Regions from separate parts of the Homo sapiens genome. Here region 1 is linked to region 2. A link is an interaction called in ENCODE POLR2A ChIA-PET data of the cell type or tissue named here. Cell type or tissue: B cell. All regions are shown on one strand. Each heading gives the region's core, and the rest is flanking DNA. Links, peaks and the distances in the headings are about the cores only.

What was found. Peaks named below come from ENCODE experiments on the same cell type or tissue, not always from the same donor. Only the 100,000 strongest peaks of a DNase experiment are listed, where the experiment ranks them.
Region 1: POLR2A ChIA-PET joins it to region 2 with 6 read pairs; 2 of 35 experiments call an interaction of 5 or more read pairs at or near these places.

What each region holds. Positions count from the first base shown.
Region 1 is chr3:46,383,052-46,398,568 of GRCh38, forward strand. It overlaps CCR5AS (CCR5 antisense RNA), which reads right to left. Exons shown (of 4, transcript NR_125406.2): 2 at 9,774-10,001. Among named protein-coding and RNA genes, the nearest start is that of CCR5AS, 16 kb to the right of the region's middle. RefSeq lists an enhancer at 9,811-10,310 and a silencer at 10,633-10,682. In B cell, for the core only: no CTCF peak of the experiment used is centred there; no DNase peak of the experiment used is centred there.
Region 2 is chr3:46,293,672-46,309,188 of GRCh38, forward strand. No RefSeq gene overlaps it. Among named protein-coding and RNA genes, the nearest start is that of CCR2, 53 kb to the right of the region's middle. In B cell, for the core only: no CTCF peak of the experiment used is centred there; DNase peaks (open chromatin) are centred at 6,720 and 7,796; H3K27ac peaks cover 436 bases.

The DNA.
Region 1 (15,517 bases), core at 4,035-8,034, 88 kb after region 2:
TTAGGATGTGCTCCCCCAAACAGTGCACTTAGACATAGCGGGCAATCCAGCTCACTCTCTGCAGTGAGAGAGAAGCACTGGCCGACCAGAGTCAGCCAGGGGCTCATGGGTATGAAATCAACAGCATGATTTTGTAAGTAATGGATGGAAAGGGCCTCACAACTTTATGGCACTGTGTTCAATTTGCTTGGTCTTCTGTAGCTCCTTTTGAAAGCCTTTTAGGGTGGATTAACCTGCTACCAATAATTCTGGTCAGATGTAGACTCCATAGCTCAAAGCAAACTGAGAGAGTGAGGGCAGCAGGCCAATTCCCCACCCCTTCCTTCTGGACTCTGACAGAAGCTTACACTCAAGGAAGAGCAAGTAGGAATTAACGTGTTAAGAGCTAGGTAAGCAAAACCCAATGAGAAGTTCTGGCAAAGCCCCATGGGCAGGGGTGGCTTAGGCACAGGAAACAAGTAGGATTTCATACCACGCGCCTCAGTCTACTTCCGGGGCCCTCATCCTCAGCTGTGCCTATGCAAAGGAGAGCAACCAATAAACCCCACCGCCACTCTCCTACTGTGGAGGCCAGGGATGGCCAGGGGTAAGAGAGGGATGGGAAGTGTTTCCTCCAGCCGTCCTCTGAGAAGGAGAGGAAACTGGGCAGAGCTTCTGTCCTCCTTCAAGCAGAAACAGAAACAAAAGAAACCCCTAAGGGGGTTCTTACTTCCCCTCTAGTTCAGTTGTGCACTAACCATCTGCAGCTCAACATTCAGCATTCATTCATTGATTCAGCAAACATTGAAGGAGGGCCAGCTATGTGCCAGATGCCAACTCATGCCATGAAAGAGAGTCCCTGTCCTTATGAAATTCACTATTTAGAGAGAAAAGCAAGCAAAAAGGCAAAGTTTGAAAAGTACTGTTGAAGTGGCATCATTGTCTGGGGTGAATACCTGAGGTTTGTGGTCTCACGCCAAGGGAATCAAGGACTCAGGCACACAAGAAGTGAGTTTAAGAGCAGAGGTTTAATAGGCAAAAGAAAGAGAAAAAAGAATAGCTCTCTTGCCTGCACAGAGAGAGGGGCACCTGAGTGGATCTTCCTGTTTTGTGGTGAAATGCAAGGCATTTTATAGACGAGCTTGAGGAAGTGGTGTCTGATTTACTTAGGACCCGAGAGATTGGTCAGACCAGGTGTGATGTTTACATAGCATACAAAGAAGCTGGCCATCCCATCCTAATCTTTTATTACGCAGACGGGGTCTATACCTGGCTGGTGCCATGTTGTCTGTTCCTTACTGTACACGTGGTTGACAAAGAAAAGGGAAGATGAAGAATCCATGTTGAACATGCCTGGCCCCCAGATAGTCTTTTCCTATTGGCACAGCTGCCGGCATTCACTCTTGCAAGCTTCCAGATTGCTTATCTATGTCTGCAGCCCAATTTTACAGGTTGCTCTTTGCTAGAAAAGAAATGATTTGGGGGCTGCTTTTCATTAAAAGGAAAACCTTACCAAGGTTAAAAAGAAAAAAATTTCTTTTTAATGCCTATGTTACTGTGAACAGTGTCGGGATAAGGCTCTGAGAGCCAGATGAGGATGAGTTATCCAATCCAAGGATGGGGGTCTGGAGGAAAAAATCCTAGAGAGCATTGCTGCAGTTGAATAAGGATTAGTTAGAAGCTACTGAGTGGAGCATAGGAGTAGGAACTCTTATGCAAATGTGCAGAGGTGAAATAAAGCAAGGTATAGTCCAGGTGCCTAAAGTAGCACAGCTGACTTGAGATAGATGATAGATAGGTAGATAGATGGATAGGGTACATAGATGATAGATAGATAGATAGATAGATAGATAGATAGATAGATAGATAGATAGATAGATAGACAGACAGACAGACACTGGTGTGAGTGTGGGTGTGTGTGTCTGGCTGCGTGCATGCATTCCTCCTGCAGGAGATCAGGAGCAGTGGGCAGTATGGAGTGACAAGAAGATTGGGAGGTACTCCTTCTAGCCCTCCCCTCTGCTCTGCCCTCCACTGGAGCAGAAGCAAAGCATATGGTGAAGGGGAACAAGGAGTCTCCCCAGCACAGTACCCGAGTGCATTAGCTATTTATCACTCCACAGTCCCCATTCACGTGTTAATTCAGCATTTATTGAATGCTTACTGTTTGCAATGTCTATGTCAAGCTGTCAAGTGTAGTTTTTATTCTACAGGCCACAGGCACCCCCTAACTGTGTTAAACAAGATGGTAGTATTGAGACAGGAATAATAAGGGTGGTCACAGGAGAATGGAAGATTCCAGGCAGCAGTTTGACTAGTAAAAAAGGAAACTGTTGAAATAGCTGCATAATCCAGGGGTCAATAAGAACCTGAGAACCAGGGTGTGAGCCAAGGCTGGTTAAAAGCAACTGGATCCAATATGGTGCTGAGTTTCTCCTAGGTTTTGCCTGGAACCTCATTATATGCTCAATAACATACCAAATCACACACCCACCAGGGCCATTCCATTTCCTGGAACACTCATGTTTGGTGTAAAAATGGGTGGCACCACAGCTCTGAGAAATCTTTACCTTTTTCAGGAAACTTCATGAATATTCCATCCTTTGGTTAAAGAAACCCATAATGTAGAAGCCCCAAACCCTACTGGGCGCAACTCTCTCTCTCTTGAGTATGCCTGCACTTCCCTTTATTATTTATTTATTTATTTATTATTTATTTATTTATTTTTTAGATGGAGTCTGGTTCTGTCACCCAGGCTGGAGTGCAGTGGCGCAGTCTCAGCTCACTGCAAGCTCTGCCTCCAGGGTTCAGGCCATTCTCCTGCCTCAGCCTCCTGAGCAGCAGGGACTACAGGCGCCCACCACAACGCCTAGCTAATTTTTTGTATTTTCAGTAGAGATGGGGTTTCACCATATTTTATTTTATTTTTGAGACAGGGTCTCACTTTGTTGGCTCGCTGCAACCTCTGCCTCCCAGGCTCAAGCAATCCTCCAACCTCAGCCCCCCAAGTAGCTGGGAGGACAGACGTGCACCACCACACCTGGCTAATATTTTGTATTTTTTTTTGTAGAGACAGGGTCTTGCCATGTTCCCCAGGCTGGTCTTGAACTCCTGGACTCAGGTGATCAGCCTGCCTCCACCTTCCAAAGTGCTAGGATTACAGGAATGAGCCACCCCACCCGACCACACTCCCATTTCTTGAGTGTGTGCATTTTGCTCTGCAATAAATCTCTCTACTTTCACTTTTCTCTGACTCGTCCTTGAATTCCTTCTTGTGACAGCGTCAACAGCCTGGACACCAGGTGCAGTCAACGTCTCACCAGTGTTTAGGGACCTCCCCTAATCCACTGGTATCAGCATGATCAGACTTGCTTTTTCAGAAAAAGCCTTCTGTCCATAGACCAAAGGGAAGTGACTCAGAGAAGGGGCAGGAGGAATCACAAGCTCCCTGCCTGACCAGGCCTGGACTATGGCAGAGACAGTGAGATGGTGAGAAAGCAAGGGTAGACAGCCAGCCAAATCCAGAATATAGAAAGTTCTACAGGAAAAGGTGGGGCCAAGGTGGGACAGGGGGAAAGGAATTGTTGCACATTAACAGTGCAATGCAGAGCACTGGTCTTGTTTATGTCCAGGTTAGAACAAACCAATGAGAAAGCACATCTTTGAGAAAACTGGAGAAATTTGAACACTGACTAGATATAATATTATGTTAATTATGCTTTAATTTGGGGTACAATAATGCTTTTGTAGCTATTTCTAAAGAGTCCTTATCTCTTAAGGATACACTCTAAAATACTAGTGGATTAAGTTATATGATGTTTAGACTCTTTTTAAAATAATCCAGTGGGGTGAGAGGCAGAGGGAAGGGAGAGGAGCATAGAGGAAACAGTGTTGGTCATATGTTTGTAATTGTTAAAACTGAGTGATGGGAATATGGAGATTTAACATATTAATACTATTTTCTGCCCATGTAATATTTGAATATTTTCATAATAAAATTGAGAGAGAGATAAAGAAAGAAAAGAGAAAAGAAGAGAAGAGAGAAGAGATAAGGGAAGTGGAGGAAAAAGAGCTTTCTTCAAGGACCATTGTGGTGGACACAAATGAAAGATACCCCCTTCCTACTATGAATTCTAAGTGTGTACTACCCAAGATGAGTCAATCGGATCCTAGCTTCCAGAAATCGTGAGCATGATGCAGCCCTACAGACGCAGTGCCCTGGAAAGGAGACCCATGACCATCCAAGGAAGATGTCCCATCACAGAACTGCCCTGGGTCATGTGTTTTCCAAGTCCACATGTCCGGTAGTTCCTTCTTTCCTATGACCAATGCCACCAGTCTTCCAGCACTGTCCTTTATTGCTAGGCAAACCTGAGCCATCCTCTTCTTCTTGCAACTTGTGCCTGAAGTAACATGGACACAAAGTCCCCACTTTTCCCACATTCTCAGAATGAAGTAGTTCTCCCTCCACACTTTAGGTGCTAGAGGCAAGTGGATTGCTTGAGCTCAAGAGTTCAAGACCAGCCTGAGCAACATGGCAAAACCCCGTCTCTACAAAAAATACAAAAATTAACTGGGGGTGGTGGTGTGCACCTGCAGTCCCAGCTACTCAGGAGGCAGAGAAGGAGGATTTCTTGAGCCCTGAAGGTGGTTGTGTTACGTGCATTCATGTTAAGAGACCACCAAACAGGCTTTGTGTGAGCAATTAAGCTTTTTAATCATGTGGGTGCAGGCAGACTGAGTCTGAAAAAAGAGTCAGCAAAGGGAGATAGGGATGGGGCGGTTTTATAGGATTTGTGTAGGTAGTGGAAAATTACAGTTAAAGGGGGTTGTCCTCTTGCGGGTACAGGCGGGGGTCACAAGGTGCTCAGTGGGGAGCTCCTGAGATTTATTGTCCAGGAGAAGGAATGTCACAAGGTCAACTGATCAGTTAGGGTGGGGCAGGAACAAATTACAATGGTGGAATGTCATCAGTTAAGGCAGGAACTGGGTATTTTCACTTCTTTGTGGTTCTTCAGTTGCTTCAGGCCATCTGGATGTATAAGCGCAGGTCACAGGGGATATGATGGCTTAGCTCGGGCTCAGAGGCCTGACATTCCTGTCTTCTTATATTAATAAGAAAAACAAAACAAAATAGTGATGAAATGTTGGGGCAGCGAAAATTTTTGGGGGTGGTATGGAGAGATAATGGGTGATGTTTCTCAGGGCTGCTTCAAGCAGGATTAGGGGTGACACAGGAACCTAGAGAGTGGGAGAGATTAAACTGAAGAAAGATTTTGTGGTAAGGGGTGATATTGTGGGGTTGTTAGAAAGAGCAATTCTCATATAGAATGATTGGTAATGGCCTGGATGCAGTTTTGTATGAATTGAGAAACTAAACGGAAGACACAAGGTCTGAATAAGAGAAGGAGAAAAACAGGCATTAAAGGACTAAGAACTGGGAGGACCCAGGACATCCAATTAGAGAGTGCCCAAGGGGGTTCAGCATAATTATTTGCTTGGTTGGTGAGTTTTTGGTCTCCATCCTTGAGTTTTTTTTATGTTGTCATATGCCAGGCCAGATTGATTTAGGTAAAAACAACACTCTTCATTTAAAAATATACAGAGTTCTCCTTTCTCAGCAGTGAGTAAGTCAAGGCCTCAGCAGTTTTGGAGGAAAGAGAAATGCAAAGGAAGCAATTGTTTGTTAAGAAGGATTAGAAATGGCTAGGAGAGAGTGAGTGAGATTGATAGTGTGGTGGAGATAGCTGAGGAGAGGTAGAGGGTGGCATAAGAATGGGAACGAGAATAAGAGTGAGTATAAAAGTAAAGAATAGAACTTCATCAGGGTGAAAGTATTGGAGGGTGCCCTGTCAGCAAAGATCATCTGTCCACTCCAAGAGGGAGTCAAGAGTGGCGGATTGGGGATAGTACCAGGAGATATCCACTATGATGGTTTGGAGGAAAAGTGTAAACTGGCAGTGTAAACAGGGGCAGGGCATTTATGAGTCATTGAGAATGGTGAATAGGAGTATGACTAGACAGAAGATAGTGGAGATGACAAATTTTGGGGGCACAGTCCAAATAGTGGGGGTGACTGCGTAGAGCTCTGTTGCAAAAAGTAGGGTAAGGATAAATAGACTTAATAGAATGAAGAGATGTATTAGGCTCATAAGGGTTATTATTGTTCTTCAGAAATGCGAGTGAGTTTAAGGGAAGTAGGGGTGAGTACTTGCGACTTCCAGAAGGAAGAGGAGAGATCAGGCTGGCTGTCTGATGGGCACAGCTTTATTCTGGAACAGTGAATCCAATGGGGAGGGTCGTGCAGACGGATGGCAGTTGGGGTGCTATAAATGACCAGGTAGGGTCCAGTCCATCAAAGCTGTAGAGTGTGAGGGGTCAGACTTGACAAGGACTGATTGCCCAGCTAAGGTATCTTCACATGGCTGGGAGTTTGGAGGAGGCAAGAGAAGATTAGCAGCCTGGCGAATTTCCTGTCTAGCCTGCTGGAGGACTGGAAGATAAAGGCAACAGGTCGTGGGCCTGGATCCTGTGTGAGGACTCTAGCAGCACAGCCTTGTATTTCAGCTGTGTGTAAGGAAAAAGGATGGGACGAGTCGGGGAGTGCTAGTGTGGGAGCTGTCTCCAGGTCCTTTTTGAGAGAGTGAAAGGAAGAATGGGGAAAAGACTTATGGTCTATGGGATTAGTTAAATTACCCTTTGTGAGCTAGTAAAGTGGTTTGATTAGGATAGCAAAGCCCGGTATCCAAAGTTGGAAATATCCAACAATGCCTAAGAAGGAAGGGAGTTGTTGTTTGGTGGTGGGGGTTGGGGTCTGGGAGATTAACTGAACAGAGTCTGCAGGAAGGGTATGTGTATGTTGATGGAGCATTATACCAAGATAGGTAATGCTAGGGGAAGAAATTTGTGCCTCAGAGGGCAATACTTTGTACCCCTTTGAGTAAAGATGTTGAAGAAGCAGGCTAGTGTCCTGCTGGGAAGATTGGTAAGAGGGGCTGCAAAGAAGAAGATCATCAACATATTGAATAAGGTGGGAGGTAGATGGGTGAAAAGAAAGCAGATCATGAGAAAGGGCCTGGCCAAAGTAATGTGGGCTGTCCCTGAAGCCTTGGGGTAGAAAAATCCAGGTGAGTTGTTGGGACTGGTGGGTGTCAGAGTCAGTCCAAGTAAGGCAAAAAGAGGCTGGGAGGAGGGATGCAAGGGGATAGTAAAGAAGGCATCTTTGAGGTCGATAACAGAATAGAGTTGTGGAAGGGTGTATTGAAGATAGGAGGGTGTACGGGTTTGGCACTATAGGATGGATGGGAAGGACGATTTGATCAACAAGACGAAGATCCTGAACAAACCTGTAAGACTTGTCCGGTTTCTGGACGGGTAGGATAGGGGAGTTGTAAGGAGAATTTGTAGGCTTTAAGAGGCCATGTTGAAACAGGCAGGTGATAACAGGCTTTAACCCTTTTAAAGCCTGCTGTGGGATGGGATATTGGCATTGAGCGGGGTAAGGGTGATTACATTTTAATGGGATGATAAGGGGTGCATGATCGGTTGCCAAGGTAGGAGTAGAGGTATCTTATACTTGTGGATTAAGGTGGGGAGATACAAGGGGAGGATGTGAAACAGGTCTTGAGTTGGGTAAAAGTGCAGCAAAGAGATGTGGCTGCAGCCCAGGAATACTCAGGGAAGCAGATAATTTGGTTAAAATGTCTCAGCCTATTAAGGAAGCTGGACAGGTGGGGATAACTAAAAAAGTGCATAAAAGAATGTTGTCCAAGTTGGCACCAGAGTGGGGGAGTTTTAAGCGGTTTAGAAGCCTCGCCGACAATACCCACAACAGTTATGGAGGCAAGGGAAACAGGCCCTTGAAAAGAAAGTAATGTGGAGTGGGTAGCCTCCGTATTGATTAAGAAGGGGACAGACTTACCCTCCACTGTAAGAGTTACCCAAAGCATCTGTGATGGTCCAGGAGGCTTCTGAGGTGATCAGGCAGTGTCAGTCTTCAGCTGCTAAGCTGAGAAGATCTGGGAAGGAGTCAGTCAGAGAGCCTTGGGCCAGAGTTCCAGGGGCTCTGGGAGTGGTTGCCAGGCAAGTTGAACAGTCTGATTTCCAGTGGGGTCTCGCACAGATGGGACATTCCTTGGCCCAGTGGCCAGATTTCCGGCACTTGAAGGAAGATCCTGGGGGAGGAGGTCCTGGAGAAATGCCTGGCCCCTGCAGTTTAGGTGTTTTGAAGTTCTTGTGTGCTGGAGATGTGGCTGGGGTTTCTCTTACAGCGGAGGCAAGTAATTGCAACTCAGAAATATGTTGTCACTTGGCTGCCTCTTTTCTATTATTGTACACCTTAAGGCGAGGGTAATTAAATCCTGTTGTGGGGTTTGAGGGCTGGAATCTAATTTTTGGAGCTTTTTCTAATGTCAGGAGCAGATTGGGTAATAAAATGCATATTGAGAATAAGACGGCCTTCTGGCACCTCTGGGTCTAGAGAGGTAAAGTGTCTAAGGGTTGTTGCCAAACAGGCCATGGACTCAGCTGGGTTTTCATATTTGATGAAAAAGAGCCTAAACGCTAACTGATTTGGGAGAGGTCAGCTAAAGAAAAAGGAGCATTAACCTTGACTATGCCTTTAGCTCTAGCCACCTCTCTAAGAGGAAATTGTTGGGCCGGTGGGGGAGGGCTAGTTGTGGAACGAAACTGTAAGCCAGACCAGGTGTGAGGAGAGAAGGTGACCAAAGGTTTATAGGGTAGGGGAGCAGAGGCTGGGGAAGAATTGGGACCTGGCTAGGCCTAGCGAGGAACAGCCTGGGGAGGAGGGGAGAAATCAGATGGGTCCGTAGAAAAGGAGGATTCAAAGGACTCAGAGCTTGGGGTGGAGACTGAAGGAACAGACAGGAGAGAAAGAGGAAAGATTTGGGATGAGTCACATTGGGAGCAGAGACTAGAGAGGGACTGATGTGTAAAGAATGCCTGGACGTCAGGCACCTCAGACCATTTGCCCATTTTACGACAAAAATTATCTAGATCTTGTAGGATGGATAAATCGAAAGTGTCATTCTCTGGCCACTTGGAACTATTGTCAAGTTTGTATTGGGGCCAAGCAGTATTACAGAAGAAAATAAGATGTTTAGGTTTTTAAAAGAGTGCATAAAAGAATGTTGTCCAAGTCCATGCCCTTCTTAATCAATATGGGAGCTACCCACTCCACATTACCTTCTTTTCAAGGGCCTGTTTCCCTTGCCTCCATAACTGTTGTGGGTATTGATGGCCAGGCTTATAAGCCCCTTAAAATTACCCCACTCTGGTGCCAACTTGGAGAGGTCAGGTGTTAGTCAAAGGTGTTTTAAGTTTTAAGAACACAGGCTAAGGGAGAAGAAGGGGGAATGAAGCGTGGAAGGTTGCCCATAGTGAAAGAGGTAAGTTTAAAGAGAAAGGTAGAGACATGGAGAAGGGGGGAGGTGAGCAGCCCTGGGCTGTCATGTGGGTTAGCAGCCAAAGCTGGTGTCCCAGCAATTGACTTACCACCAAGGGAATGTGGGTGAATGACCAAGGCAGGCATCCCCCCGGTGATCAGACACCAAATGGAATGTGGGTGAAAGATCAAGGTAGGTGTCCCCATGATGATCAGACACCAAAGGAAGGCTGTCTTCCCAAATCCATGATCCATGTTGGAGTTTTTGAGTTCATGGATAAAATGTGTCTCCTTTGTCTCTACTAGAGAGGAAAAAGAACTGGAATTTGAAGGACAGGGAGATTGAAGGGTAGGGAGAGAGGCTGAAGAAGAGAGTGAGGAGACCGCTTACCCGGTTTGAAATTGGTGAGATGTTCCTTGGGCTGGTCTGAGGACCTGAGGTCGTAGGTGGATCTTCTCATGGAGTGAGGGTGAGGAGAGGGGACCAATCTCCCGAAGGAGTCACCCTGTCCGGGGTCTTCGGCACCAAATGTTATGCGCATCCATATGAAGAGACCACCAAACAGGCTTTGTGTGAGCAATAAAGCTTTTTAATCATGTAGGTGCAGGCAGACTGAGTCTGAAAAAGGAGTCAGCAATGGGAGTTAGGGTTGGGGTGGTTCTATAGGATTTGGGTAGGTAATGGAAAATTACAGTTAAAGGGGGTTGTCCTCTTGCAGGCAAGGGCAGGGGTCACAAGGTGCTCGGTGGGGAGTTCCTGAGACTCACTGTCCAGAAGGAATGTCACAAGGTCAATTGATCAGTTGGGGTGGGGCAGGAACAAATTACAATGGTGGAATGTCATCAGTTAAGGCAGGAGCGGCCTATTTTCACTTCTTTTGTGGTTCTTCAGTTGCTTCAGGCAATCTGGATGTATATGTGCAGGTCACAGAGGATATGATGGCTTAGCTTGGACTCAGAGGCCTGACAGGTTGCTGCAGTGAGCCAAGATCACACTACTGCACTCCTGCCTGGGCAACAGAGCCACAAAAAAAAAAGAAAAGAAAAGAAAAGAAAAAAAAAGAAGAAGAAAAAAAAATTTTTTTTCCACCAAGAATTTAGTAAAAAATTATAGGGAAAAGTGTCACTAATTCAAGGGAATTGCACTGAAAATTATTCATTCATTCAACAGATATTTATTGAGAAGCAAGTATGCTGGTGCTAGGGTTACAACAGCGCACAAATTCTTGTATTCAAGGAATGAGGTAAGAGTATGCAGATAGGAGCCAGAGAGGTCAAGAGGCAATTGCAACATAGAGTGACACGTGCTCCAGAACACATAGGAGGGCTTCCAGGCCCCATGCTGGGCTATCAGAGCTGGCTTCCTGCAGGTGGTGTGGCTCAGCTAAAACCTGAGAACCAAGAATGAGCCTTCTGATATCTCAGGGTTAAATCGGCACAAATGAAACCATTTTATAACCAAACAACATTTTCCCTCCTGAACTGCACTTTTTCTAGAACCCATTTAATCCTTCCTAACATGTTCAATCCAGCCCCGTGATTTTTCAGTCAAATGCAAGATGCGTAGGATTCCTTTTCTGTTCAGTGCTCCCCAGCCAATCTTTTTCCCTTCTCCCACCCCACAGTTACTAATTCCAGCGTTTCAGTTCTCAGCAGAGGATGACAGTTCCACCAGGAGACATCAGTGTTATCTGGAGACATTTTAGTTGTCCCAGCTGAGGGCACAGTGCTGCTGGCATCTAGTGGGTGAAGGTCAGGAATGCACCTCAACATCCTGGAACACTCAGGACAATCCCCAGCAACAAAAACCTACCCATCCAGAACATCAACAGGGCTGTGGCTGAGGAGCCCTGCTCTAGTGCTTCCTCCTTACTGTATCCTCATCAAGGAGGGCTCTGGGGCATGTCAGGGGCTGCTACAGGCTCCTGGCAGATTTCGGCGACTTACTCCAGACTTGTGGAACATTCAGGATTCTTAGCATGGCCACAGGAGAGTCAGGCTGTCCACAAGCACTCTCTCTTTCTTCACCCACTCATTCCTGTCACTCTACCATTTCCACTGCCTTCCCAAATGCCCATCGTGAGTCCCACCAGGGGCCAGAACACCACTCTCTCAAGCCTCCCCAGTGGCGCGTGCACACCTGGAGAACATGTCTCACATCCCCCAGCCAGCGAGACGTCCTGAGATTCCAGCACTTCTCAGTGTCTTTCCCAGCTTGTTTGTATCTGGAATGGGGTGGGGTCTCTCACACAGGAGAAATTACAAGGAAAAGTGTACGTGACAGGAATGGAGGAATTTCTGTGGAAACGGTGTGTGAGAAAATGTAGGAAGAAAGAAACTTCAGGAAATGGTAAGTGGCATCTTGAGAGCAGAAAGTGAGAAGGGAGCAGAAAGAAATGGGGCTGGAACCTGGGAAGGAGAGGACAGGTGGGGATGGCCTTGCACACCGTGGGCACTGAGGAGTGTGGGCCCATGGCATGGGTGGAGAGGAGTTTCAAGATAGGGAGTAGATTCCTATTTTGAACTTCGGATTGCCCCTGGCGATGTGGAGACTGTATTGGAAGAAGGCAAGAATGGAGGAGAGCCCCTAGGTGGAGGTTTGGCAATGCTCTCTCCAGAATATAGCAGAGGCCTCTTCCAAGGTAGGAAAGCCCTGACTGGAGAGAAGTTAATGGCTCTGAGGGCTCAAGGGAGGACTTGGATTATCAGGACTTTTAGGGAGGCATATGATCAAGGCTTGGGTCTTGGCCCATTGAAATGGGGAGCACTGGTTTTAGGATGTGGGTCAATTAGTTTGGTTTTCAGGACAGGCTGAGTTGGATATCCTGGGGGACCTCCAGGTGGCAGTGTCAGGGGAAGCTGGATGTGCTGACACTGAACTCAGCAGAGTGACTGAGTAGAGATCGACATCTGGGGTCACAGGCAGTGGATGCCGTAGGGGTGGACTCAATAGCTCAAGCAGAACCCGGAGGAATGCAGGCAGCAAAGGGAGCCCTAAAGAACAGTGAGGAGATGTGCCAAGAAAGAGCCAAATCCGGGGGATTGGCTGTGGGAGAGAGGGCTGTGGGAGTAAGAGGAAGTGTCAGCAACGTCAAATGTTGCAGAGACATAGAGTAAGGTAAGAGTGGAAAAAACATCCATGGAACCCTGTGATGCAATCGGAATGCAGAAAGACTTTGTAACTCCTGCCTGGTCTCCTCCTCTGCCCACTCATGGCAAAGGAATACAAAGTAATGTTCCCTCCTTCCGCCTAGAAAAGCACAACTTCTGCCCCCAAGCCCTGGGCTCTCCTGAGAGGACAGGACCAGCCTCTGAAGTTGAAGGTCCTGGTTCTGCCCCCAAGCCCTGGGCTCTCCTGAGAGGACAGGACCAGCCTCTGAAGTTGAAGGTCCTGGTTTACCAGATAGGGAAGGGGCCCTTTCCAAGACCCTTTCCAGAAGGTGTGGCTGAGATGGGAACCGTGGACTCTGTGCAGATGTAGGAGCTGGCTCCAGTCAAGTGCTAGGAGGTTGTGGGTCCTGGGAAGGAAGAGGCTCTGGAGCCTCTGTGGAGACTCTGGGACTGTCCTTGGGGGAGACGTGAGCAGGAAGAAGCAGGGCCTTCACAGTCCCCAGCTTAGGGGCCTCACCACCCAGACTGAAGACCAGGACCAAACCCTTTCCTGCACAGTTACAATGTGTCATTTAATTTTACTAAAGGGAATATTTTTTAAATGAGGATGCTACTTTGTGTATTAATTTTTACCTCTATTCATAAAAGAAACGTTTCTTATCTATTTAAGATGATTCATATCAGACCAGTGTCTGCCCAACTCGACTGACCCTGTGAAAACTGGGCACTTCACACTCCAATGATGATGGATGAGTCCCCAGCAGCATAGTTTAAGGGAGTGAGTGGGCAGTGTGGCCTCCTGTGCACGTGACTTCCTCCTTCAGTGTGCCCACATGTGGGTTCCACGGTCTTGTGACATTGTGGCTTTAGAAATTTCTGTTTCCATTTTCTATCATTCAGAGTAAATGAAATTTGCAGGAAATTCAGAACCTTCCACCTGTACAGTGGATACTGTGAGACTCTGCCCAGATGCCCTTTTCAAGCCAATGCATCTCTCCATGCTCCCACTCCCATAGATGGGAACAGAGGTGCTGGAACTCAGATCTACTCCCCTTTCTGGGAACTGGAGCTGCCTGCCCAGGCAATGCCCCCTTCCCAGGGATGGCTGAGCCAATGACTGGCTAATGTTGGATTGCAGAGGCCTAGCGCCCTCCCCTCAATTCCTAATTCCTTGTAGGAATAACTGAGGCCTCCTCTGTGACCACGTGGGCAGCTTCTCCCTCTGCCTGGTCCTGTCTTGTTCTCTCCTTTCCAATTGTGTCTCCTGGAAGCCCTCCCCACAAGTCTGCTGCATACAACTCTCCTTCTCAGAGAGCCTGAGCCCTGGATTCCCAGGAATCCAGCCTAAAATAGTCTGGCATTTGGTTTCAATTTTCTCTTTCACTAAGACTCAGTCACAGGTGCTAATAAATAATAAAATGTCACCACCTTGAATTCTATCACTCTCTCTTTTCTTGCCCCATCTCTGACAAGTAGGTGGTCCCTCAAGAACCTGAAAAGCAGACATTAGGAGGAAAGGAGGAGTGGGGGCAAGAGGCCCACACCTCACCTGGCCGGCTCCCATCCATGCGCCCTTGACTGAGGTAACACCTACCCTGGGAATCCTTCCCCTGCCTCTCGTGAGCCAGGCCGGGTGCTCTTGGGACAGCTCCCACTGCTCCTGTGTGCTCCCCCAGCTTGGCACATGACTCCCTGAATTATAGTCAGTTCCGTACCTGAATCTCCCTCTAGAATGCCAGTGCCACGAGGACAGAGGACGGTTCCACTTTGTTCACTATTTTCTCCCCAGGGTCTGGCAAAGTTCCTGGGACTTGGGAGAGGTGTCCTTCAGGAGCTTGGCAGAAGCCAAACGGCACACTTAAGTAGGGCAACTGAGGTGAGTTTAATGAAGGATTCTATACAAAAATTTGGACAAGGTATAGGGAGGCCACAATACACAGTGCAGTGCCTGGTGCCAGTGAGAGCAGGGCACTATTCCCACTGCAAGGCCAGACAGGGCAAGGGGAGGGAGCTGCCTGACAAGAGCTGCCCTTACGTCAAGGGACACATCAGCCCACTAGACCCCATCAGGAGGGAGCCAGGGCCTGACTCCCCTGACCTTGCTCTCCAATCTTCTGCCTAAAATTCCCCATCAGCCAAACACAACTGAAAACTGAAAGACAGGGGAGCCTGCTGTTAATAAGGTGAGCATCCCCCAGAATAAAGCTGGGTAGAGAGTGGAGAATGGATATGGAAGGGCAAAAGGAAGATTTATAAGACAGTGGGCACTAAATATCTATGAGATGAATAAAGGAACCACATTTTACAACAAACGGTCATTGAAACGCTACTCAATGGAAAGAGATCATTTCGGTCACTGTCTGGTGCAGACAAATCAAAGCCCACATGCATCAAAAAGGCCATGTCCGTGTAACTCCGACACGGGGCAGACAGCAAGGCTGAAGCCTATGGGGTATGTGGAGCCGGAACTGAGAGATCCTGATGTAAATCTAGCACTTGGGAAAAGGGGGACTAGAAGAAATTCACCCACAGGCAGAGGAAAACACAAACACTTATCTATTTTTGCCTAGGCTTTAAGTGGTATGGGAAAAATCTCTGAGACTACAAATCCTGTGCTTCATGCACAGGTTTATAATACCCTCAAAATGGAAGACCCCAAAACCCAGGCGCGGAAAATTCATATCAGGCCATTGATGCCCTCAATGTTCCCGGCTGAAACAAACTCAAAACTCCTCTGGAAAGGAGTGCTCCCACTTCAAGCCATGAAAAGCTACTGCAGAGAAAATAATCCCCAGTCAAGACACACTCACATTGAAACTGCAAGGCACACAAGGAAATGGATCACCTTGAGTGATAGCTGGCAGAGCTAATAAACCTCTGTATACCTCTAAGAAGCTCCACGCACTAGTATAACCCTTAAAGATTTGATGAAATCATTACTTTATTAAAATTGTTTTTATAAAAAATCAAAATCCAAAAAAAGCAACAAATTTTATACCAGAGCCAATTCGGTATATACAAGGG
Region 2 (15,517 bases), core at 4,931-8,930:
ACGAGATGGAACCAGAAACCTGGGTCAGGACACACCATCGGCCCCTGTGTAGGATTCTTCATGTGACAGCTACTCCTTCAGATGCAATTTGGCCATCCAGCCATTTGCCCTGCCCCTGGCCCAGGGTAGTCCCTACTTCCTCCGGTCACCTATTGATTCATATGTGTCAGTTATGACACCTTAGACGTTGCTCAGTGACCTTGGGTGAGGCGAGCAGCAATGGAATAATAAGCACCCACCTGTTTCTGAGCTGCGTCTTGGTCCCACCCATGTTCACAGCCTCCATGACCTTGAGGCTGTGTGGCTCTTCTGCAGAAAGCACGGCACACAGGATCCCCAGTTGAGGCAGTGTGCAAACAACAGAGAAAGGATTAGTGAGATGTGGATGGGGCAGGCATCCACGTCTTCTCTATTCCAGAAAGAAGGCTGATATCACAGAGCAAGGGGGAGTCCCAGGGAACTGGCAAAGCAACTGTGACACATCCCAGGAGTGAGTGGGCTTGGGGGCTTGCTGGGGCAGGGAGTTGTAGACTCTCAAAAAGCAGAGGGGGAGATGAATCATGTAGATAACTCAAAACCTGCAAGAAGGAAATTACTTTAAGTACTTAAACTCAAAGGTTGTTAGTTTCAATCCTTCTACAGAAGCCAAGACAAAAAGGTGAAAGAACAGGTGAGGAGAAGGGGATTTCAACACAGGAATTGAAACTGAGACATCCTGGGGCTGCGAGAGGGGCAGAGGTTTTCTTCTCTTTAATTGTCCATGATCCTAGCTCCAATTCCTGAAACTGAAGAATCAGGTTAGTTTTTGTGATTTTCTGATAGCTTCCATGGTGCCCACCAAACACTTAGAACCAGCGTCCATGGACACAGTATTGAATTAAGCATTATGGCATGCACAGAGGATGTGAAACAATTGGAAGGCAATGAACAGCAGTGCCATGGTTTGATGTAGGGCTTCCTTATTCACAGTGAAGTTCATGGACTAACAGCATCCATACCCTCTGGGAGCTTTTCAGAAAGGCTGAATCTCAAGCCCCACCCCAGAGCTACTGATCAGAATCTGCATTTTTAGCAAGACTCCCAGATGATTTGTAGGCAGGTTAAAGTTTTAGAAATGCTTATATAGGCAATAAGGCAGACAGAAGAGACTGCCTGAAGTGGAGGCTGAGGCAATGTGCAAACAACAGAGAAGGGGCTGAAATTGGGGCTGCTACAGAAAGCTTCATGGACAAGTGGAGACTGGGCCAACACACAGGGCCTTTCTTTCCTTTACTCATGTGACCTTCCTACTGGGGGAATATGTGTTTGGTTACAAGTAATACACTGCCTCTCCAGCAAGGTGTCCAGGGATGTTACTTTTGCTTTCAGGAAACCCATGAAAAGGAAATTTCAACTCCTGTAATCAGGAAAGAAAGGAATAGCTCATGTGCTAAGAATGGCCTTCGTCCCTTAGCAAGGAACTGCTCTCTGAGTGCAGAAAGAGAGATTGAATGCCTACCCGAGCCAGACACTCCCCGGCTTTCTCTCCCCACTCGAAACACTGCTTACTGGACTGTGCCTCAGCTTGTCACCACCGACTCCCAGTGAGGAGTGCTCTATTTTAAAATTGCCCTTTGAGGCAGGGTCAGTGGCTCACTCCTATAATCCCAGCACTCTGGGAGGCCGAGGTGGGTGGATCACCTGAGGTCAGGAGTTCGAGATCAGCCTGGTTAACATGGTGAAACCCCATCTCCACTAGAAATACAAAAACTAGCCAGGTGTGGTGGCAGGTGCCTGTAATCCCAGCTACTCGGGAGGCTGAGGCAGGAGAATCACTTGAACCCAGGAGGCGGAGGTTGCAGTGAGCCAAAATGGCACCCCTGCACTCCAGCCTGGGCAACAGAGACTCCGTCTCAAAAAATAAATAAAAAATAAAATAAAATTGCCCTTCGAAGCTGTCTTTACTCCATGGATCTTCAAAAGGACGTTCATTACATTGCACTGGTAGTTGCCATCCTGTTCTCCAGGACACACTAATTAATGACTGCTACAGAAAAACAGGACAAGAGGAAGAAGAAGTCAAAGATGGTCTTCTGTGCTCCAGAAGCTCTGGAAGATGTGAGACTTGCAGAGCCTTTGATACACCAGTGTGGGACTCTAAGCTTATTTAAGCACTTTTTTCAAGATGTAAAAGACTTCAGGACAGGCTTCATCGCTTCTGTGTCTTCTCAAAGAAAACCCATTTTCTCTGAGACATTTTTCTCCTTGAATCCTGTACCAAGAATGACTGTGAATCTACTGGGGAACTACCTTGCCTGATCTTCTGAGTCTAAAAAATCAGAACATATGGCCGGGCACGGAGCTCACGCCTGCACTTTGGGAGGACAAGGCAGACAGATCACGAGGTCAAGAGATGAAGACCATCCTAGCCAACATGGGGAAACCCGGCCTCTACTAAAAATACAAAAATTAGCTGGGAGTTGTGGCGCATGCCTATAGTCCCAGCTACTTGGGAGGCTGAGGCAGGAGAATCACTTGAACCTGGCAGGCAAAGGTTGCAGTGATCTGAGATCACACCACTGCACTCTAGCCTGGTAACAAAGCGAGACTCCACCTCAAAACAAACAAACAAACAACATAAAAAAGAATCAGAACATAGATGTGTTCTGCTCTTTGCTCTGGTTGCTGGACAGCTGACAGCCACGTTGTTGTAGGGCATACAGCAATTCTGAACCTTGGAGCACACCCCTGGTGGCCTGGATCTGGTGTCCACTTGTTTTCTTCCATTTCTCATCTATTTATTTTCAGTGTTTTTCATGGCATATCTCTTATTTGTATGTCACATTGCATCTTTTTTCAAATGAAAACTGAGAGGCTAACTGCCTTGCCCAAGCTCACACAGCTTATCAGTGAGGAATACAAGATTCAGAGCCTAAGCTCTCCCATGCCCCCTCCCTAGTCTTGAGTAAGGCCCATGAAAGACTTGGCTGTGCGCACAACACTGGGAATTGGTAGGAAGTGACCATTATTGGACAGCAGTGATTTGACCTAATCATTTCCTCTTCTTATGCTTGTTTCTTGCTGGCTTGCCTTCTCCACACCCACCCTATAGTGCCCCTTCCTTACTCTCCAAAACTCTTCATCAACTCCCCAAATCCAAGACCTATAATCTATGACTGACAGCTCCAGCTTCTAAATAACCAGGTATATAGGAACAATGCCCCAATAGCCATAGCAACAGGGGTGGGTGGCATTCCAGTATATTGCATCTGTCACAGCCCCCATTTCCACCCGCCATCCCCACATACAGTAGAACCCCAGCCACAGGAACTCAACTGAATATGGCCTTGCTAACTCACACACAAACCCCAGCAGCTGCATCCATCTCTTTGAAATGAGGCTTTCATGCTGTGGCTGCCACATGGGCTCCAGATGGCATTCCAAGCAGGAAGAAAAAAACTAGGAGGAGGAAGGGACAACAACAATATCAGGAAGGGAAAATTTCCCAGGAATCCTCAGCAGACTTCTACTTAGGTCTCATTGGCCAGGACTGTGCACCTGGCCACCCCTAGCTGCAAAGGAGGCTGTCTTGAGTACAATCATGGCCAGAGAAAGGAGGAGAGATGGGTTTTGGGTAATCTGCCACACCAGAGAGGCCACCCTAAATCCCTGGGTTGAGTATAAGGTGCAGAAAACAGGCAGCAGAAGGGGAGCACCAGGGTCAAATAGATGAAGATGGTCATTTAAAGGGATGCAGTGGTCATTATGTGGCATCCCTAGACTCCCCTCTGGCACTGAAGGGCTCATCTTCCCAGTGCTTGGAGTTCTGCTAACATACCCCAAGCTCTCAGCCTTCTTTGGGAATCATGTTGGCTGAAAAGAGTCACCTTGCCCAAAGTCATGCCCCTGTCCAGGGGCAAGGGCGGCCCTCATCCATTGCCTCATCCCTGCATAATTTTGCAGGCCCATCCTAGCCCCAGAGTGCCATGTGGGGTAGGCTGAGGTTTTGAGACTGCGTGGCCTCCCCCTCTCTTTTCCCACATCCTCTCCTCCCCTTCCCTTCCTCCCACGGCCCTAGAGCGCTCCTGATAAGCATCCAGCAGGGTGATCTCCCTAAGCCACAGCCTGCACCAAAGAACAAACCACTCTTTTTTTCTAGTTAAACCTCACTGGCATCTGCTGAGTGCTGGGTGTGTTTGAGGCACTGAGCCAGGTGCTGGGAGTGGAGGGAATGGGTGATCCAAACATGAGTAAGATCAGTTCCCACCTTCTAGAATCTCACAGCCCAGTGCATGGAACTGGGAAAACACGTGACTCCGAGACAAGACAACAGATAGTAAGATAAATACAAAGTGTGATGGCTACTCAAAGGAGGAAGACGTTATAAATGTTTTGATAGGAAGTGGAGAGAGATTAGGAAATCTGGAGATGCTGCACATGGGAGGGAGACTTTGACAGGCCTCTGAAGGATGGCTGGGTAGAGCCCATGGCAGACAGCACTCCAGGCAGGACCGGCCTAAGCAAAAGCGCAGAGGGCTCAGCATGGGCCATGTCCAGATGGCAACACAGATCCAGTTTGGCCACAATGGGAAGTGAAACAGAGCACAAGTTAAGAACATGAGCTTCCAAGTCAGACAGTGCTGTGCTCAACTCGCAGCTCTGCCCTCTCTAAGAGAGGGATGTCAGCAGGTAACTTAACCTCCAACAGCCATGGTTTTCTTATCTGTAAATCAGGAATTGCAACACCCCCCTCTGCCCCAGGGGTCATTGTGGGGACTGAATAGTGGAAATATTAAACTACTACATGAACTCTTCGAGGAGCAGGAGGCTCCGTTGACACCCTAGTTTTTATTATACAAGCAGAAATATTAAGGCTACTTCTGCAGCCACTGGTTCTCAAAGTCAGATCCCTGATCAGCAGCATCCCATTACCTGCGAGCCTGCTAGGAATGCAGAATCTCAGGCCCCAACCCCAACCCAGACCTGCTGAATCAGAAATTCTGGGTGCGGCATCCAGCAGTGTATATTAATGAAGGGAGCTGAGGCACATGAAAACCTGAAAACCTCTGGGTTAAGCCAACAGAGGAATTTATTTTAAGGGTACAGGAGCTCTTCATGGAATTCAAAGACAGGTGCAGCAGGGCCTCAAAAAAGGGCGGCTGACAGAGATGGGAGACTGGGGCAACAAGGATCTCCTTCTGCTTCTCTCATCTCAACTTATCTTTTAACCTCTGCCTCTCTCTTCCTGTGGCTGCGAATAAGCTTTCTTTATGTCTTACTTCCACCAGCTGAGGGTTTCTATCGTAAAGGGTGAAATCTGAGAGGCTGAAATCTGTTTGTCTCCACTCCAGGTCACCCTGGAAGCCGCTCATTGGCCCAGATGGAGTTCGGTGCCTCTACCTGGGCCGCTTAATGTGGTTTAGAGGCTGAGACACTTAGTCTGAGTATAGGTGCTCTTGCCCAAACCAAATGGATGAAAGTGAGGTGCCGATTCAATGGGGTCTCCTATGCTAGGAACACCAGCCAGTCAGGTGCTGGAGAAAGAGATCAAGTTGAGACTGTGGAATTTAGGAGACTGTGGCTTTGAGACTAGTTCCATAGAACAGTGGTTCTCAAAGTGTGATCCCCAGACCAGCAGTCTCAGCCACATGATGTCAGAAGTGCAGTCTTGGCCCCAACCTACCCCAGAGCTACTAAACCAGAAACTCTCTTGGTGGCCTTGTCAATCCTTGCTTTAACAAGGACAAGTTAGAGAACCACTGTCAGGGAGGGCACAGAAAGAGGTAAAAAAAAAAAAAAAACTTTTAAATGAGAGAGACACATCATTTCTGTAGCCTCGTCCGTCTTTCACTCCATTTTCTTAGAATCATAATGAAACAGGCAAACGAGACATCAGAGGAAAACACATCCAGGGTGATGGCTCCCCCTTCTTTTCTTTCCTTAGTGCACAGTGCACATAGTAAAAGACAACTTCCCAAATTATGCAGGCTGTTAGAGCTGGAATAGAGCCTGATCTTCCCTCTTTACTTTTGGGGAAACCAAGGTCCTGAGGGATAGCATTTCAGAACCAGTGTCTCATTTACTGGCAGAGAAGGGACTGAATCTCAGGCCCCCTAACTTCAAGCAGTCATGATTTAAAAATGGAACTTGTCTAAGTCAAAGAGAAAAGTAACTGAGAAAGTAGATTCAAAGGCAGTCATACAAGACCTGCATAGAAAATTAAAAGCAATGCAGCCCTGGCCAGTGGAGTTAGCATCTACAGTGTCATTTTGTGGAATCCCAAACCGAATTATCAATCCCCGACATCCATGGTCAAGCCTTAAATTCCATCGTTATGATGACTAAGAGCTTTTTTCACTCACCACAAACCAGGTAAACCTAAACCACTGCCACCTCAAAATTAGAACATCCAAGGCTTTAACAAGAAAGGAAAAGAGAGGAGAGGAAGGAGACATCTTGTAGAGACATAACAAAAGAAAAAGACAGCTCATAAGTTCTTATATTGAAGTAGATCTGCCAAGTATCCAACAAGGGAAAAACAGCTAGAACATTGCACAGAGTTGTGAAAATCACCTACTTTAAAGTCTGAGCTTTGTAAAACTGCAAAAAGAGAGATACTCTTGGCAGTTAGTGTGTCAGCCTTAATAAAAGGAAGTGGCAAGTCTAGCCTGTGTCAGGGTGGATTAGCATGGCCTGTGTGGGATGCAAAAAGGACAGCAGACGACAAAAAAAAAAAAAAAAAAAAACATGAATATTACAAGGATTAAAAAAGAGGAACCAGACTGAACCAAAACGAAGAGATCTTTCTTTGGTCTTAGCTATGGGTTTTACCAAGATGTGGATGAGGAGGGGTGGGTATGGCTGGTTGTGCAGGTTGCCCTAAACAGTTGCACTGGCACTCTTGCCAGTGGGATAGGTGCAGAACTAAGTCCATCTGGTGCTCTGCTCATCAATCCATGCTCAGACCAGCCCGAGGGGACGGGGTGGTGAATGTTCCTAATCTTCCAAGGCCAGCAACAGGCTGAGGTTATAAGTGACAGAATCACCTAGCTGGCTTGCTTTTGATACTTGTTCTTTGATAGATGTATGTTCAAATTAACTGTTGGCAACCTGTACATTTCAAAGAATGACTTCGAGTCTTTTCAACTAATTTTCTTATTTTCTTCATAAACTTCCAAACTCAGGATATCCAATCAACCCTTTAGAGTCAATGGCTTGGTGCCTAGACAGAGCAAAATGAGAATCTCCCTTTCACAGAATGACACGAAGGAACAGATTCCCTCTTACAAAGAAGCACCAATTACAGGATAATCCCTTTTTTCTGGAGCCAGATTCAAACTCAAATTATTATTATTTTGTTTAATTTCATTGCTTGTTTCTGAAAATGCTTTTTTTGTGGGGGTGGGGATCCTTAGGGATTTTGCTGTTCTGGTTCGGGGTTTGCTTTCCTACTGCCTTTCATGATACCTCCATGCTTGCTGTGACTAGGATCCGTCAAGCACCCTTTACTTTTAGAAATTCTTCCCAAACACTCAAAATTACAGAAGCAGAAATAGCAGTGTCCTCCTCTCTCCAACAAGGAACAGGAAAGAAACTTGCCTGAAAAGGAGAAGCTGGTTTCCAATAAGTACAAACTAGAAGAGATGACTTGTTTGCTGTTTGGAAATTTGGAACCTTCGCAACTAGACTGTTTGTGGCAGTGAGGCTGGTGCCACCCATGTGCTTAGCATCAATAGTGTGGCCTGGGGCTACGTCTACGACCTGACCACTTAACACCATCGCGACTGCTACTGTCCTCGTCCAAGCCACCATCACAGGTGGGGCTTGCTTCCCTCCTCTGCCCTTCCTGTAATAGGCTATGCTCAGTGCAGCAGCCAGAGATCCTGTTAAAACATCCATCCCTCCACTACCCAGAGCCCTCTACTAGCTCCCCAGCTGGTTCCCAGTAAAGGGAAAAGCCCTTCCCATGGCCTGCTAGGCCCCACAAGACCTGGCTCCCAACCCCCTGCTCTGCCTTGGGTCCCACCACCACACTCCCCCTCACTTCCTCTGCTCCAGCCACACCCTGGCTCTCTTGCTGTTTCTTTCTTTCTCTCTTTCTTTTTTTTTTTTTTTTTTTAGAGGGAGTTTCACTCTTGTTGCCCAGGCTAGAGTGCAATGGCAAGATCTTGGCTCACTGCAACCTCTGCCTCCCGGGTTCAAGCAATTCTCCCTGCCTCAGCCTCCCAAGTAGCTGGAATTACAGGCGTGTGCCACCACGCCCGGACAATTTTTGTATTTTTAGTAGAGACAAGGTTTCACCATGTTGGCCAGGCTGGTCTTGAACTCCTGACCTCAGGTGATCCACCCACCTCAGCCTCCCAAAGTGCTGGGATTACAAGCGTGAGCCACCGAGCCCGGCACCCTTGTTGTTTCTTTGTGCCCATGTATAGAAATTTCTCTAGGCCGGATGTATACCTAAAAATAGAAGCGCTGATCAGGGCATCTCTACATTTTATAGATATGCCAAATTTCTTACAAATGGGTTTGTAATTTAAATTTCTACCCACATCGTGGGAGATGGTAGCTTTTGTCACGTTCTCTCCAATACTTGGCTTTATCACATATTTTAATTTTTACTAATCAGATGTGTGGGAAATGTGAACCCAACACAGGTTCAATCTACATTTTATTGATTATAATGAAAGTTGAGCTTATTTTCATGTTTATTGGTTATTTATATTTCCTATTCTGGAAATCTGCTGGGAAAGAGAGGAAACTGAGATAATGCGATTTCTTTAAAAGTTTATTCAGTTTTTCTATTTCTCATGAGTTGATTTTGGAAATGCATAATCTTCTAGAAAGTTATTCATTTCATCCAAATTTCCAAATGAATTGGCGTAAAGTTACTCCCTCTGTTCTCTCCTGAGGCCTACCCTCTATCCCATTTAGCTATCTTTTGTTGTTGCTTTAATATTACTTATTTGTACCTTTTCTCATTTCTTTTCATCACTCTTGTTAAAGGTGAGTTAATTAAGACTGAATAGCCTCAGATTAGGCTACTCACAGAGTTATGAAAAGAAGTTGCAGTTTTCAGAATCTTAGATTTCAGAAGAGTAAATGGCAAACTATGGATCCATGTTTTCATTTTCATTTAGTTTTAAATATTTTGTAACTTTTGTTCTGCTTTCATTTTAACTCATAAGTCCTTTAGAAATTTACTTATTATTTTATTTTATTATTATTATTATTTTTGAGATGGAGTCTCGCTCTGTCGCCCAGGCTGGAGTGTGGTAGTGTGATCTTGGCTCACTGCAACCTGCACCTCCCAGGTTGAAGTGATTCTCCTGCCTCAGCCTCCCGAGTAGCTGGGATTACAGGCACCCACCACCACACCCAGCTAATTTTTGTATTTTTAGTAGAGACAGGGTTTCACCATGTTGCCCAGGCTGGTCTCCAGCTCCTGACCTCAAGTGATCCACCTGCCTCGCCCTCCCAAAATGCTGGAATTACAGGTGTGAGCCACCACACCTGGCCAGAAACTTATTTTTAGCTTCCAAACACATGTTCTTCTGCTTTTTGCAATCTATATGAAGGTGATTTTTAATCTAATAAACTGGTCAGAAAGTGTGGTCTGTATGATACAGTTACTTGCAAACTTGCTAATAAGTCTAGTATAAATGTACACATGGTCAGCTTTTCTGTAAGTTCTGTGTCTTCTCTGTTTCATAACATCTGAGCTGGCAGGCCATGAATGGGCTATGAGTATGTTGTAGCGTATTGATTTATTCAGCCCTAGGACAGCTGGGCAATGCCTTATCATGAGCGCCATAGTCTGGGGTTCCTCAGAGGGCAGCCCTGGCTCAGGAAGCTCACCCCGGGTGGCAGGCACAAGAGGCTTATTCAGCCTTTGCTGCTCTATGGTATGTGCTAAGCCCAGGGATGACATCCACATCACCAGCCAGTTACAGAGCCCTTGACTGCCAATCCAGAACAAGGGGTCTGTCAAATCGCAGGAGGAGTTTGTCCATGTTACAGGTGTCCAGGAACCCGGAGCACAGCCCAGGTCTCCAGTAGAGTTGGGGGCTAGGGAGGCTCAGTCAGGGCTCCTGGAAGATATAGCTCCTGGCGGCAGCACCCATTCTCTGTTTTACATATTTTGGTCACTTCCCTCCATTGTGGCTGTTGTGCCCTTTTAGTGGCATCCCGACCATTTGCAGGGTGACCATTCTAACAATATATGCATGATTTGTGAAGTAGCACTGCATCATGTTAAAAACCCTACATGTGAAACATTTGATACCTTTGATATTTGTCTGTATTTCAAATTTCAAGATATTTCAACATTATATTTTCTAATGAAAGACAACTATTAGATCCTTCAAATATCATTTCAACTGTTGCAAACTTTTGAATGATTCTAAACATTTTGCTTTCATTTTTGTCACTTACTTATTTGAATAAAGCTTCTCATTGATCACGATTATCACGAATTTGAAATTATTAACAGGAAAAATCTTGATTTGAAATGTGCTTAGCAATTTTAAGTGTAAAATATGATAAAGCCTTATGTCTGTGGGAGCAACCTCATTTCTGATGTAAAAATTGGAAAATATTTTATTTGTAAAATTTTTGAAAAGTCAGTATTTAACATTTTATAATGCTGAGAATTTTGTATTTCTTCTTGTTATATTAACAAAATGAAAATTACCTTCTTGGCAGATTGTTTCTTTAATGTTATGTAGTTTTTCTCTTTCTCAAATTAAACCTTTTGCCTTAAATTCTATTTGATGTTACTCTTCAGCATGATTTTGGTGAATTTTTTTTCTAGAATACCTCTCCATCCCTTTATTTTCAGTCTTCCTATGTGCTTTTGTTATAGGAGCTCTTGTATAAGCAGTGTCTGAAAGTCTACATCCTTAAGAAATTATGTTATTCCATTACTTTTTAACTTTTTTTTGATTACGGATATAATCAGACTCGCTTTAGCTAATCTGTTTTGTTTTCTGTTGACCAACTTTTTCCTTTCTTAAATCTCTTCCCTTGTCTTTAGTCTGCTTTTCCCCCTGGAATTTATACAGTGTAGTCAATTCTCTTTGAAGTTACTCTTATTTTTCTTTGTTTTAAAAAACATCCATCTTGAATTACAGGTTTTTCTAACAGATTCTAAAGTTTTTCAATATTTCTATTTTTCTTCTCAACGCGACATAAATTTTTGCACACTTTGCTCAATGAGCATTACCTCCCTACTATCTAGTCATTGCTGCCCTGAGGTTTAGGGGATTTTGTTTAGGTGGTTTTCTTTTACATTTCTAAACAACGTAAGTTTTCTTCCATCAGCAGTTAAATTTACCAATCTATTTTTATCAGTTTCTGTCCTTACAGCCATTTCTTGTATGTCATGATTTTCTTCTAGGTTCACTTTTCTTCTTGTGGAAGCACATTTTAAAAATAGTTCTTTTAATGAGTGCCTGTAAAGAGTAAAATCCCTTAATCCTTGTATGTCTTAAGATGTCTTTCATTTGTCTTCACTCTTGAATAACAATTTAGCAGGGTGTAAAATTCTATGTTGATAGTCATTTTCCTTGAACACCTTGTCATCTGGCATAAAACCAATCTTTTCTCGATGATGTCTTTCAAGGGATTCTCTACATCATTAATGTGCTACAATTTCACAATAATATATCTAGGCATATGTTGAATAGAACATTCATGTCCTCCAATTCTAGAATAATTATTAGTTATTAATTTTTCCGATGTTAGTTTTCACTGATCCCCTTCTCTCTTATTTTTTGAAACACCACGCAAATGTCAGTCTCTCAATCTATTCTCTAGTCTCTTATTAGTTCTCCCACATAAAATATCTTTGCTCCTTTGAGCTATGTCCTGGGTGGGTTTCTCCATATTAATTTCCAATTCATGGATTTTCTTTGTGTGTAGTTTGGAGAGCATTATTTTCCATTTTGATGACAATAATCTTAATTTCTAAGATTTTACTATTTTTGATTTGTTCTTTTTCATATACTCCTTCTTTTTGTGTCATTTCTTCCCATATTATTTTGTAGTCATTGCTCTATTTTAGTATCAAGTAATTCCTTCATTTGTTTCTCCAGAATAACAAAATACAGTAATTTTAAAGTCTTTTTTCAATTAATTCATCATTAATTTCATCTGGAGTAAATCTGAATCAGGATGATTCTGGACACAACTATCACAAAAGCTAACCAAAATTAATAGATTAAACAAAAAGGGGAGTTATTGTTTCACATAACAAAACATCCTGAGTTAAGATAATAAGACAATAATCAATCATAAGCAATATTTTAAGATAAGAAATCTACATGCGTTGCTTATTTATATCCTATAGCTAATAAATCATAATGCCCTTTTAATTACAAGTGTCTATACCTTCAGAAATAAAAAAAAAAATTTAAATTTTAGTACCAAGTACAATAAATTATAAAGTAACAGAACCAATTTAGCAAATCAGACTTTTGATACTTAAAGTGATATTTCATAGTAATTATAGTTATATCTAAAGTCTAGGTATCTTGAAAATCTCTGTTAAAAACACACTGCAAGAATGATTTTTTATGATAAAAGAAAAAGGTGGTCACAATTAGCAAAATTTTCTCATCCAGTCTTTACCAGACAAAAATGTAGGACCAATATTCTTGTGAATGTTCTCTGCTTAATACATTATTGGAATTGACTTTTTAATTACCTTTATGGTTTAGAATTTTGTCTGCCCTCTACAGCTGCAGAGAGGTGGTATATTTTAAATTGGGGTGTCTATATGTTCGCTGCTAGTATATAGAAGCACACCTGATCTTTTAAAAAACAATTTTTTTGAGACAAAGTCTCGCCCAAGCTGGAGTACAGTGGCACGATCTTGGCTCACTGCAGCCTCCCTCTCCCCAGTTCAAGTGATTCTTGTGTGTCAGCCTCCCCAGTAGCTGAGATTACAGGCACATGCCACCAAGCCCAGCTAATTTTTACAGTTTTAGTAGAGATGGGGTTTTGCCATGTTGGCCAGGCTGGTCTCGAACTCCTGGCCTCAAGTGATCCACCTGCCTCAGACTCCCAAAGTCCTGGGTTTATAAGTATGAGCCATGGTGCCCAGCCATAACTGATCTTTATTTGCTTGTCTATAGTTCTCTATTATTGTACTGACTTTCTCTGGTTTTGGTGTCAAGGTAATTCTAGATATAAAAAATTACAAGTATTCCTTCCTTTTCTATTTTCTTGGAGAGATTACATAGCACTGGTTTCCCCCAGTGAAACCATATAGACCTGGAGATTCCTTTTTTGGGAATTTCAAGAATTATGGATTCCATTTCCTTAATAGTTAGAGAGAATATTAAAATTTTCTGTGTCACACGGGGTGAGTTAAGGTAGTTTGTGTTTTTCAAAGAATTGGTCCATTTCATTGAAGTTGTGAAATTTATATGTGTAGAGTTGTCCATAGTGTTCCCTTATTTTCCTTTTGATTTCTTTGGGGTCTGTAATGATACCCCTTGTTTAATTCCTGATATTGGTAATTTGTGTCTTCTTGCTTTTTCTCTTTGTCAGTCTTACTAGAGGCTGTCAATGTTAGTAATCTTTTAGAAGAACAAGCTCGTATTTTCCTGATTTTCTTCGTCATTTTTCTCTTTTCAGCTTCATTGATTTCTGCTCTTATTTTTATTATTTTCTTGTTTTTCTTGCTTTGAGTTTATTTAGCTCTTCTTTTCCCAGCTTCTTGAGGGAGCAAAATAACTGATAGGAGATTTTTTCCTCTTTCCCAATATACACATTTAGTGCTATAAATTTCTCTCTCAGCATTGCTTTAGCAGTGTCTCACAGATTTGGGTATGTTGTATTTTCTTTTTTTTTTTTTTTTTTTTTTTTTGAGACGGAATCTCACTCTGTCACCCAGGCTGCAGTGGCATGATCTCAGTTCACTGCAAGCTCCTCCTCCCAGGTTCACGCCATTCTCCTGCCTCAGCCTCCCGAGTAGCTGGGACTACAGGTGCCCGCCACCACGCCCGGCTAATTTTTTGTATTTTTTAGTAGAGATGGGGTTTCACCATGTTAGCCAGGATGGTTTGATCTCCTGACCTCGTGATCCACCCTCCTTGGCCTCCCAAAGTGCTGGGATTACAGGCGTGAGCCACTGCACCCAGCCATATTTTCTTTTTAATTCAGTTCATTGTATTTTTAAATTTCCCTTAAGACTTTCTTTTTGGTGCATAGATTATTTATAAGTGTACCGTGTAGTTTCCAAATGTTTGTTGATATTTCTGTTTTCTTTTTTGGGTGGAGGGAGGGGGACAGAGTCTCATTCTGTCACCCAGGCTGGAGTGCAGTGGCACAATCTTGGCTTACTGCAACCTCCACCTCCTGGATTCAAGTGATTCTCCTGCTTCAGCTTCCTAAGTAGCTGGGACTACAGGCACGCACCACCATGCCCGGCTGATTTTTGTGGGTTTTGGCAGAGATGGGGTTTTCACCATGTTAGTCAGGCTGGTCTTGAACTCCTGACCTCAAGTGATCTACCTGTCTCGGCCTCCCAGAGTGCTGGGATTACAGGTGTGAGCCACTGTGTCCAAACTGTTATCTTTTTATTATTGATTTTTATTTTGATTCCATTGTTATCTGAGAACACACCCTGTGTTATTTTAACTCTTTCAAAGAGTTGAGGCTTGTTTTATTGCCTAGAACATAATCAACCTGGGTAAATAACCTGTGGATGCTTATAAAGAATATGTATTCTACTGTCATTTTGCTGAAATGTTCTTTAAACGTCAATGAGATCCTGTTGGTTGATGATGTTATTAAGTTCTATAATCTTATAATTTTTTTATCTAATTGTTTTATCAGTAGTTGAGAGAAGGATTTTGAAGTCTCCAGCTATAGTTGTTGATTTATCTCTTACTCCTTTTATTTTTTTTCCATGTTTTCTTCACATATTTCACAACTTTAATGTTTGGTGCACACACATTTAAGATTTCTATGTCTTCTTGGGAGAGTGACATTTTTATCCATTTGTAATGTCCCTCTCTGCCCCTGTTATTTTTCTTTGCTCTGAAGTCTTCTTTATGTGATATTGAGACAGGCACCACTATTTCTTTTGTTTTTTTTTTCTTTAATGCCCCCACACCTATTTTTTGAGTAATATTTGCATGATATATCTTTTTCCATCCTTTTATTTTTGATCTACATATATCATTATTTTGAAGTGAGATTCTTGTAGACAGCATATAGCTGAGTCACATTTTAAAATCCATACTACCAATCTTTGTTTTTAAATAGGTGCACTTAGATCATTTACATTTAAAGTAATTATTGACATATTAGGGCTTATGTCTGCCATTTATTTTTAATTCCTGTTTGTTCTCTCTGTTTTTCATTTCTGTTTTTCTTCTGCCTTTCTGTCGGATATTAGAGCATTTTTTTAGAATTCCATTTTGATTTATCCATGTTTTTTTACCTTTTAAGTTGTTGCTCTGGGTATTATGTGACAAATACATTAATTATCACAGTCTACTGGTACCAACTTTCACCCATTCAAAGGATG